Linked DNA regions of Homo sapiens: region 1 is linked to region 2. A link is a contact called in ENCODE Hi-C or POLR2A ChIA-PET data. All regions are on one chromosome and are shown on one strand. Each heading gives the region's core, a stretch centred on a gene start or an enhancer-like site at or near the end of the contact. The rest is flanking DNA. Distances are from core to core; before and after follow the strand shown. Region 1 holds the start of CYB5D2 (cytochrome b5 domain containing 2). Region 2 holds the start of TIMM22 (translocase of inner mitochondrial membrane 22).

Region 1 (4,542 bases), core at 1,916-4,415, 3.1 Mb after region 2:
CAGCAGGAGTCAACAGAATTACTAAGTGGAAGATGTCCGTGGAGGATGACAGCACAAGATGGACGAAGCCAGGTCCCTGATGATGACAACACTGCCACATCAATCTTGGACTGCCTACCTGGACATTTTCATAAGGAAGCAGCTTCTTTTTATGTTTAAACCACTGATGCATTAGGTTTTCTGTCCCTTGAAAAAGTTTTGTGTATCCCTAATACACCACACCAGACTTCTTCCAGATTCTCTGGACTTTGAACTTTTGTGGATACAATTTCCTCTGCCTGAAACGCTGTTACTACCTCCTGTAACACTATCTGCTTTCACCATTCACCTGTGGGCTGAAATGTTACCTTCTCAGGTAAGTCTTGCTTGAGCCCCAAGTGAGGTTAAATACACTTGCTATTTATTCCTTATACCTTCCCCCTCGGTTAACACTCACCATATCTTATAATTAATGGGTTAATACCTGTCTCTTCCACCACAACTACATACTCTTTAAGAGCAAGTATCTGCTTTGTCCACTGTCATCCAAGTGAGTGGCACTCGATATACGCCCAATAAACATTTGCTCAGTGAACAATAATGCCACAACCCCTGAGTGATTTCTGGACCACACCTCAAGTATTTCTTGACCTTCTATTAAGGGACTCCTATGAACTCTACATAAAGTTCTATTTCTGTCAGAAACTCTCAGAATGTAAACGGTGTTTCTCTCCATTTGCCTTTGCTCAAATCTGCAAAGTGCCATCTCCTTCAACAGTTCTGCATGGTTCTTCCCACTACTACTTCATATTCTCATAATACGCGTAGATACTAGAAAGAAGGTACTATGTGTATTCCTGGGGGGAAAAAAAAAGGAGATCTTTCACTAACTAATATGACTTTTTTTTTTTTTTTTGAGACAGAGTATCGCTCTGAGGCCCAGGCTGGAATGCAGTGGCGTGATCTCAGCTCACTGCAACCTCCGCCTCCTGGGTTCAAGCGGTTGTCCCACCTCAGCCTCCCAAGTAGCTGGGATTACAGGCACCCGCCACCATGCCCAGCTAATTTTTGTATTTTTAGTAGAGGTGGGGTTTCACCACGTTGGCCAGGCTGGTCTTGAATTCCTGACCTCAGATGATCCTCCCGCCTCAGCCTCCCAAAGTGCTGGGATTACAGGCGTGAGCCACTGCGCCCAGCCATGACTATTATTTTTAAGGGTTGGGATGCCTTAAAGGTACTTTTTTCATAAGAAACACACAAACTACATTATCTGAATTCTGGCCATGTACAGGAAGACATTCTTAAAATATTTTAAAAGCCTCTGATTTTAAGGTGAACAGAACCTTTTAAAGGCACTGCAAGTACCCGCTGGTTTACTGCTTTATGTACACACCCTTCGTGGCCACTGAAGATTCTACATGACTGGCTAACTCATTTTCACAAAATAAGTACCTTTTTGGTCATACCGTGGTGTTAAAAGAAATAGGATCCCAGGAAGGAGGTAGTGAGACATTAAAAACAAAAAATAGGGTGCGGGTGGAGGGAGAGAGAGCATCAGGAAGAATACCTAATGGATGCTGGGCTTAATACCTGGGTGATGGGATGCTGTGTGGAGTAAACCACCATGGCACACGTTTACCTATGTAATACATCTGCAAATCCAAATCCTGCACATGTACGCCTGAATTTAAAATAAAAGTTGAAAGAAAGAAAAAAAAAAAAAGCAAGAGATCTAGTTGATAGTCTGTTTTACTAATGATTCACTGGGTAACCCTGGATCAGTCTTCTTAACTCGAAGTGAAGCGCCCAGTAAATAAACTCCCAAAATGCCTTCCAAGGAAAATATTTTGTTGCCAAATCAATTTGCTCTCTTAATGACTTAGCAGACATGATCTTGGTGATTATATGAAGAACTGCATAATTACAAGTATTCACAGGAAACCTGGTATTTGCCTATCAGTTTCGGATCCTATGAAGGTTTAAATGAGTCTAATATATGGTTCTTTAAGGATCTACAAACCAGTATGTATTTTAGAAAAGCTAGTTTTTGCATGAGGAGGATAGGTTTTAGAATGTGAGCCTTTCCAGCATGTTACTACTGTCTTTCCACACTTATTCGGCGCCCACACTGAATTGGGAAGGTGCTGTGTAAAAACCTGGACAGGACAATACAAAAAATGGTTCTCAGCGCCACTCCTCCTATCCTTACATCTCTTTTCTCTCCAAACTGTTCGAGAATCTGATAGAAGATCTCCAGAGTAGCGTCAATCAACTGCACAAAGGTCTGCATTACAACATACAGAGAGAGACATATGGGCTTGTCCAGCTCTTCAGAGCAAGGACGGCCTGATGCAGACTTTCCAGACCTCTAACATAGGTTAAAGAGAAACGAAGCAAACGCCTGGTGAAAAGCTGGAAACACCTCATATGGGTCCCCGCCTGGCCTCTCCAAAGCAAATGCCCACCTCTTCCTTCAGTCCCCTGGGGGCGACCGCCCTGCCCCATCCCCGCAGTCGCCTGCCGGCCCTGACCTCCTCGAACTGCTCGCTAGAGCAGCCGGCGCCGCGAGCCTCCAGCAGCTCCCGGAACTGCTCCAGAGTGACAGACTCTTCGCCGCGGCCCAGCCGCTCTTCCAGCCAGCGAAACAACGCGCCGCGATGCCTCGACACCAGCGACTCGCAGGGGGGTGTGGGCAGCAACGCTGCAGCAGCCTCTCGCAGCCTGGCCGGCTCCAGCAGCGCCGCGGCGGGTGGTAGCGCTGGAGCCGCGACGCCCGGGCCGGGGGTCGTGCCCGAGACCGCGGCCCAGTCCTGGTGTGGGCCCCAGCCCTCGCCACCGGCAGCTGCCGCTTCGTCTTCACTGCTGTGACTCGGAGCGTTCCCCATGGGGTCTCCGTCTTGGGCGCCTGGCTCTGCAGCCGCCGCCGCCGCCTCCCCGCCTCGACCTGTCAACCTCCGACAGCAGCTGGCGGGCGGGGACGCGGAGGAGACGACGGCGGCCCCTGCGGCTTCCGGCTTCCTGGCCGTCAAGCGACGACCGCTGTCGCAAAGGCGCCGTCACGTAGATAGGCGGCCTCTACCAACTCACGACAGCTAGGCGGGGAGCGCCGCCTCAAAGGGTGCAACCTTGATTTCCCAGAGGACGAGTCTGTCTCAGTATCTACGTCATTCCGTAGCCTCCGCTGCCGCCATCTTTGTTGGGGCTGACAACCTGCAAGCCAAGAAGTACGAGAAGGGCCAGGCGCGGTGGCTCACGCCTGTAATCCCAGCACTTTGGGAGGCCGAGACGGGTGGATCACCTGAGGTCAGGAGTTCGAGACCAGCCTGACCAACGTGGTGAAACCCTGTCTCTACTAAATACAAAATATTAGCCGGACGTGGGGGCGCGTGCCTGTAATCCCAGCTACTTGGGAGGCTGAGGCAGGAGAATCGCTTGAACCCGGGAGGCGGAGGTTGCAGTGAGCCGAGATTCCGCCAGTGCACTCCAGCCTGGACAACAAGAGCTAAAACTCTGTCTCAGAAAAAAAAAAAAAAAGTACCTGGAAAAAGTCGCAGACAGCGAGCTTTTCGCCAGTGCCAGGAATACAGATAAAACGAGAGAGACTAAGGGAGGGAGCGCGAGCACTAGCGCGCGAGAGAGAGAGCGAGAGCGCGCGCGCCGATGACGTCACGCTCGGCGTCTCGGCCATCTTAGCTGTAGATAGAGGCGGCAACCTCGGAAGTGCGGAGCGGGTGGGCCTATATAGATGTTGAGGTGCGGAGGCCGTGGGCTTTTGTTGGGCCTGGCTGTAGCCGCAGCAGCGGTAATGGCAGCACGGCTTATGGGCTGGTGGGGTCCCCGCGCTGGCTTTCGCCTTTTCATACCGGAGGAGCTGTCTCGCTACCGCGGCGGCCCAGGGGACCCGGGCCTGTACTTGGCGTTGCTCGGCCGTGTCTACGATGTGTCCTCCGGCCGGAGGCACTACGAGCCTGGGTCCCACTATAGCGGCTTCGCAGGTATCAGCGAGGCTGCTCACGCCTTTCTCTCCGCTGGCGCGAGCCAGTAGCCACCTGCGCGTCGTTCGTTGGTTCATTATTCATCTATTTCCCCCCCCATCCCCACCCCACATCCATCAAACCCGTGCGGTGGGCGGGACGAGCTGCATGCACTATCCTTCTAGGCTCTCTGGCTCTGGCGGGACTGTGGGCCAGCTCTGTCATCCACCACCGCCCTGCGTGACTTACATTGGAGAAACATGTCTTCTGTCTCTTGTTACCCATTACCCAGCGTCGGAAGCCCTAGGATACGGGCTGTGTGCCGGACTTTTGTGGGGGCTCTTAGGGCACAGATAAACGAGATCCCGCCCCGCCCCTACCCTCACAGTTTCCTTAATAATTCCAACCATCTCTTCATTATGCCCTGGTCCCAAATAATCTTTCTTCCCCCCACCCCTAAGCATAGTGTTTTCAAGGTTCATCCATGGTTTATGAGCATGCATCAATACTTTATTCCTTTATGGCCCGTCATATAGTACATTTGGTCTGAGTCATTCCTGCTTCTAGTACAAGATGCACCTGTTTGCCT
Region 2 (4,617 bases), core at 255-2,754:
GTCTCTACTAAAAATACAAAAATTAGCCGGGCATGGTGGCATGTGCCTGTAATCCCAGCTAGTCGGGAGGCTGAGGCAGGAGAATCGCTCAAACCCGGGAGGTGCAGGTTGCAGTGAGCGGAGATTGCACCACTGCACTCCAACCTGGGTGACAGAGCAAGACTCTGTCTCAAAAGAGTAATTTTAAAAAGTAAGGCAACAAATTATCAGGAGTTTTTGAGCTGGTTGTTAAGCACAGTTATTATTAAAAATTACATTCTATACATTTATAATAAATTACACTAAAAATAGGTAATATGTGCTCAAAACTCATCCCCTCCTAAAAATTTTACTACACTGTACTCCTATCTATGCTGTTGAGGTTATTTCCATAGATTGTATCTGTGTGATAGAAACACCATGTAACCACATGCTGCTGTACGTCTTCCCAATTCTGACTGATGACCTCGCTTGGTAGTTTGAAATCAGCCATGATGGGGATATTAACACCACACAAGTCAGCAAATGCTGTCAGTTAGGATTTTTTTTTTTTTTTTTTTTTTTTTGAGACGGAGTCTTGCTCTTGTCGCCCAGGCTGGAGTGCGATGGTGCGATCTTGGCTCACTGCAACCTCCACCTCCCGGGTTTAAGAGATTCTCCTGTCTCAGCCTCCCGAGTAACTGAGATTACAGGCGCCTGCCGCCACCTGGCTAATTTTTATATTTTTAGTAGAGACGGGGTTTCCTGCTTCAGCCTCCTAAGTAGCTGAGAATACAGGCGTGCACCACCATGCCCAGCTAATTTTTTTATTTTTTATTTTTTTAATTTTTAGTAGAGATGGGGTTTCACCATGTTTGTCAGACTGGTCTCGAACTCCTGACCTCGTGATCCACCGGCCTCGGCCTCCCACAGTGCTGGATGACAGGCGTGAGCCCCCGCGCCCGGTCCGTGCATTTACAGCACAAGTTCACGCTTATCTACAAAGCATCCACCTCTCACCGCACCTTCCGGGACCACGGGATTTAACGCCTCACCGCCCGATGACAGCACGAGGTGGAAAGGGCAGCGACAATGCTCGCGCGTCCCCTCCCGGCGATCCGGAGCACGGCAGCCCCGGAGCGCGCGGCCACTCCTCGCTCCCCTCAGGAGCTCGTAAGAGCCCCGCGCGGGGCCGAGGCGCGAGAGCACGCGCAACGCTTCCTGGGAAATGTAGTTGGGTGTCGGATTAGAACTACAAATCCCGGTACTCACCGCGCTGCAGCCCCGACCGTGAGGGCGCTTTCTGGTGAATCTGAATCTCGTTTGTCTGTGACATGGGGAAAGCTGTCCAAGCCCAATTCCATTTTCACAAGAGGCTTTCTTTTTGGAAACATGATAGCGGTCTCGCTGGTGTGCGCACCAGGAGCGTTGCGGCCGCGGCTTCCTCCTGCGGCGAATCTGCCGTTGCATCACAGTGGCTAGTCTCAGGGCCCGCAACGTGACGCTTGTCGAATCTGCTGCGGGGAGAAGGACGCGAGGGTTGCTTGGGCAGCGACTGTCATGGCGGCGGCCGCCCCCAATGCCGGAGGCTCGGCCCCTGAGACAGCGGGTTCCGCCGAAGCTCCGCTGCAGTACAGCCTGCTCCTGCAGTACCTGGTGGGTGACAAGCGTCAGCCCCGGCTCCTGGAGCCTGGGAGCCTGGGCGGGATCCCAAGTCCAGCCAAGAGTGAGGAGCAGAAGATGATCGAGAAGGCGATGGAAAGCTGCGCTTTCAAGGCTGCGCTGGCCTGCGTGGGAGGTGAGGCCGGGCGATGGGACCCTTGGGAGGCTGAGGGCCTGGACGGCAGTGGGGATCTCTGCCGAGAAGACCACGCGCCTGGGAGGCGAGGGACTGCGGGCCTTGACCTTGACCACACCCTCGCCTCGTTCGTGAATCGGGCGTCACCTCTCCTGCCCCCTCAGGCCGGCTTTCCTGATGAAAATTGGGTTAGAGAATCGGTGCTGTGGTTGGGGCCTGAAAGTTATTACATGACATCCTGGCTAACACGGTGAAACCCCGTCTCTACTAAAAATACAAAAAATTAGCTGGACGTGGTGGTGGGCGCCTGTAGTCCCAGCTATTCGGGAGGTTGAGGCAGGAGAATCGCTTGAACCCAGGAGGCGGAGCTTGCAGTGAGCCGAGATGTGCCACTGCTCTCCAGCCTGGGCGACAGAGCGAGACTCCGTCTCAAAAACAACAACAAAAAGTTATTACGTGGGTGACTTCATTCATCCGTTCATTCCCTTAAATTCATTCTCTTAAATAATTCTTTCAACAAATTGTTCCTAAGCAATATCACGTGCCAGGTGAAAGAGACAAGAGCCTGGTCTTCATGGGGCCTGTATTATACTATGTGGAGAAGAATGTTGAGCAGGAACACTGCAGAGGAAGGATGCAGACATATGGAAATGCACATGCAGACGACTCTAGGGCAGCAGTTGTTTGAGGTTTGAAAAACTGAAAGACCATTGTGACTAGACAGCCCCGAGCAAGGAGAGACGAAGTCTGCACTTGTCCTTCTGTTTTTCCCTTAAGTTGAAGGGGAGGTGCCCATGATTTTATTAAACTCATATTGACCATGAGGTCATGAGAGGGCATCCATCTGGACATGTCCAGCCGGCTCAGGAAGGACAGATGTGGCAGCAGTGTGGGATTTGCCATTAGGTAGCTGTGTGGCCTTGGGAGAAGTTGCTTAACCTCTCTGAGCCTCAGTTTATAGAAAGGAGAGGCTAATAGCATCTGTCTCACTGGATTATTGTGAAGAATGAATGAGGCTGTGGCATACTGGCATGTGCTCAGTAAAGCATTACTGTGAATGTCACAGTGGCCAAGAGAGTGATTTGCAAAGTTGATAGCTGAAGTTGAGGGTGGCTGGTTTACATATGAGAGAATGTAGAGAGAATAGAGGGTTAAAGATGGAATCTTGAGAAATGTTAGGGAATGACAGGAGGAAGAAATCTTAGAGACGGAGAAGATGATGTCAGTAACATAGACCCTGGATTGCAAGTCTCCAGGCAAGTGGAGAGTTTGAGTGGCAAGAGGGGGGTGTCCTCTGCACCGGTGGTCATCCAAAAGCATGGTCCCTTCCAGGATGATCCCAATAGAGTAATGCAGAAAACATGCCAAAGACACCTTCATCTCTGTGTTTGCTTCTAGGATTTGTCTTAGGAGGTGCATTTGGGGTGTTTACCGCTGGCATCGATACCAACGTGGGCTTTGACCCTAAGGATCCTTACCGTACACCGACTGCAAAAGAAGTGCTGAAAGACATGGGGCAGAGAGGAATGTCCTATGCCAAAAATTTCGCCATTGTGGGAGCCATGTTTTCTTGTACTGAGTGTTTGATAGAATCTGTAAGTGTCTCTGCCTTCTAAGAAATCCTTGCTGGGGCCACCATTTCATTACTTTTAAAGAGAAATTGCTCTTTAAAAGTCATTTGAAAGTTGTTACTAGAAAGCAAATCAGAAGCATCAGATACATTCTAGGTTGAACTTCCATAAAATAGTCCCTGTGGCAGACTTTGTGTGTGTTTACAGTATGGGCTTGCATTATTTTTTACTTTTTGTAGGCTAGAAGTTAGCTAATGATTTTAAACGAGACTTATTGGAGAGCCCCTTGAAGAAATTTTGATTACATTCCAAATGCTGGGCTTGGTTTCAGCACTCTGGTGCCACCTGCAGGAAGCATCTATGAACGCATACTATATATATATATATATATATATATATATATATATACACGCTGTATACTTAGGAACTATATTTTCAAGAAAGATTAGGTTTCCTTTGGGTAGGGACTGAATGAGCTAACGAGCAACCCTGTGTATTCCTCCTTAATGGTCTGCCTTGGCTTGTTTCTTTGGCTCTAACGTGTACTTCCCTGCCCACAGTACCGGGGAACATCAGACTGGAAGAACAGTGTCATCAGTGGCTGCATCACGGGAGGAGCTATTGGTTTCAGAGGTTAGTAAACGGCTCTCGAATGCTTTTTCTTTGTGGCCTTGGACAACGTGCTGAGGTTGTCATTTCCAAACACACGAGTGTTCCAGGGACACTTGATCTTCTTCCCTCTGACAAATAAATCATGTTTGTTTCTGTGGTAACTCGGTTTTGGAAACTTGTAGGATCTAGATGAGGGTTTCCCATCGTTGGCACTACTGACATTTCGACCAGACGAATCTTTGTCGGGATTGGGTCTGTTTTGTGCATTCTAAGACGTTGAGCAGTATCCCTGGCCTCTACCCACGAGATGCAAGTAGCACCCCCGTCCGTTGTAACAACTTTTTTTTTTTTAAAGAGACCGAATCTCACTCTGTCGCCCAGGCTGGAGTGCAGTGGCACGATGTCAGCTCACTGCAACCTCCACCTCCTGGGTTCAAGCGATTCCCCTGCCTCAGCTTCCCAGGTAGCTGGGATTACAGGCACCCGCCACCATGCTCAGCTAATTTTTATTTTTTTAGTAGAGATCAATTTCACCTGGTCTCGAACTCCTGACCTCGTGATCTGCCTGCCTCAGCCTCCCAAAGTGCTGGGATTACAGGCATGAGCCACCACGTGTGGCCAACATTTTTCTCAGTAATTCTAGACAATTGTCTTTTAATTTTAGATATAAATTATAAT

The links. A loop is a pair of places that touch in the nucleus more often than their neighbours do. ChIA-PET counts read pairs that join two places held with the same protein, here RNA polymerase II (POLR2A). Pooled maps may share reads with other maps.
Region 1: a map of ascending aorta shows a loop between it and region 2 (9-fold over the local background). The contact joins the promoter of CYB5D2 here to the promoter of TIMM22 in region 2. A Hi-C loop is called at or near these places in 1 of 168 maps with a recorded cell type or tissue (ascending aorta) and 7 of 50 pooled maps. POLR2A ChIA-PET finds 5 or more read pairs at or near these places in 1 of 52 experiments (activated B cell).

Annotation. Positions count from the first base shown.
Region 1 is chr17:4,140,032-4,144,573 of GRCh38, forward strand. It overlaps CYB5D2 (cytochrome b5 domain containing 2), which reads left to right and starts at 3,166. Exons shown (of 4, transcript NM_144611.4): 1 at 3,166-3,974. The coding sequence starts at 3,725. It overlaps ZZEF1 (zinc finger ZZ-type and EF-hand domain containing 1), which reads right to left and starts at 2,999. Exons shown (of 55, transcript NM_015113.4): 1 at 2,511-2,999. The coding sequence starts at 2,864. RefSeq lists a silencer at 2,725-2,894 and enhancers at 2,760-3,311, 2,975-3,284, 3,312-3,864, 3,435-4,014.
Region 2 is chr17:995,625-1,000,241 of GRCh38, forward strand. TIMM22 (translocase of inner mitochondrial membrane 22) reads left to right here and starts at 1,505. Exons shown (of 4, transcript NM_013337.4): 1 at 1,505-1,756; 2 at 3,155-3,351; 3 at 3,888-3,960. The coding sequence starts at 1,519. RefSeq lists an enhancer at 1,527-2,218.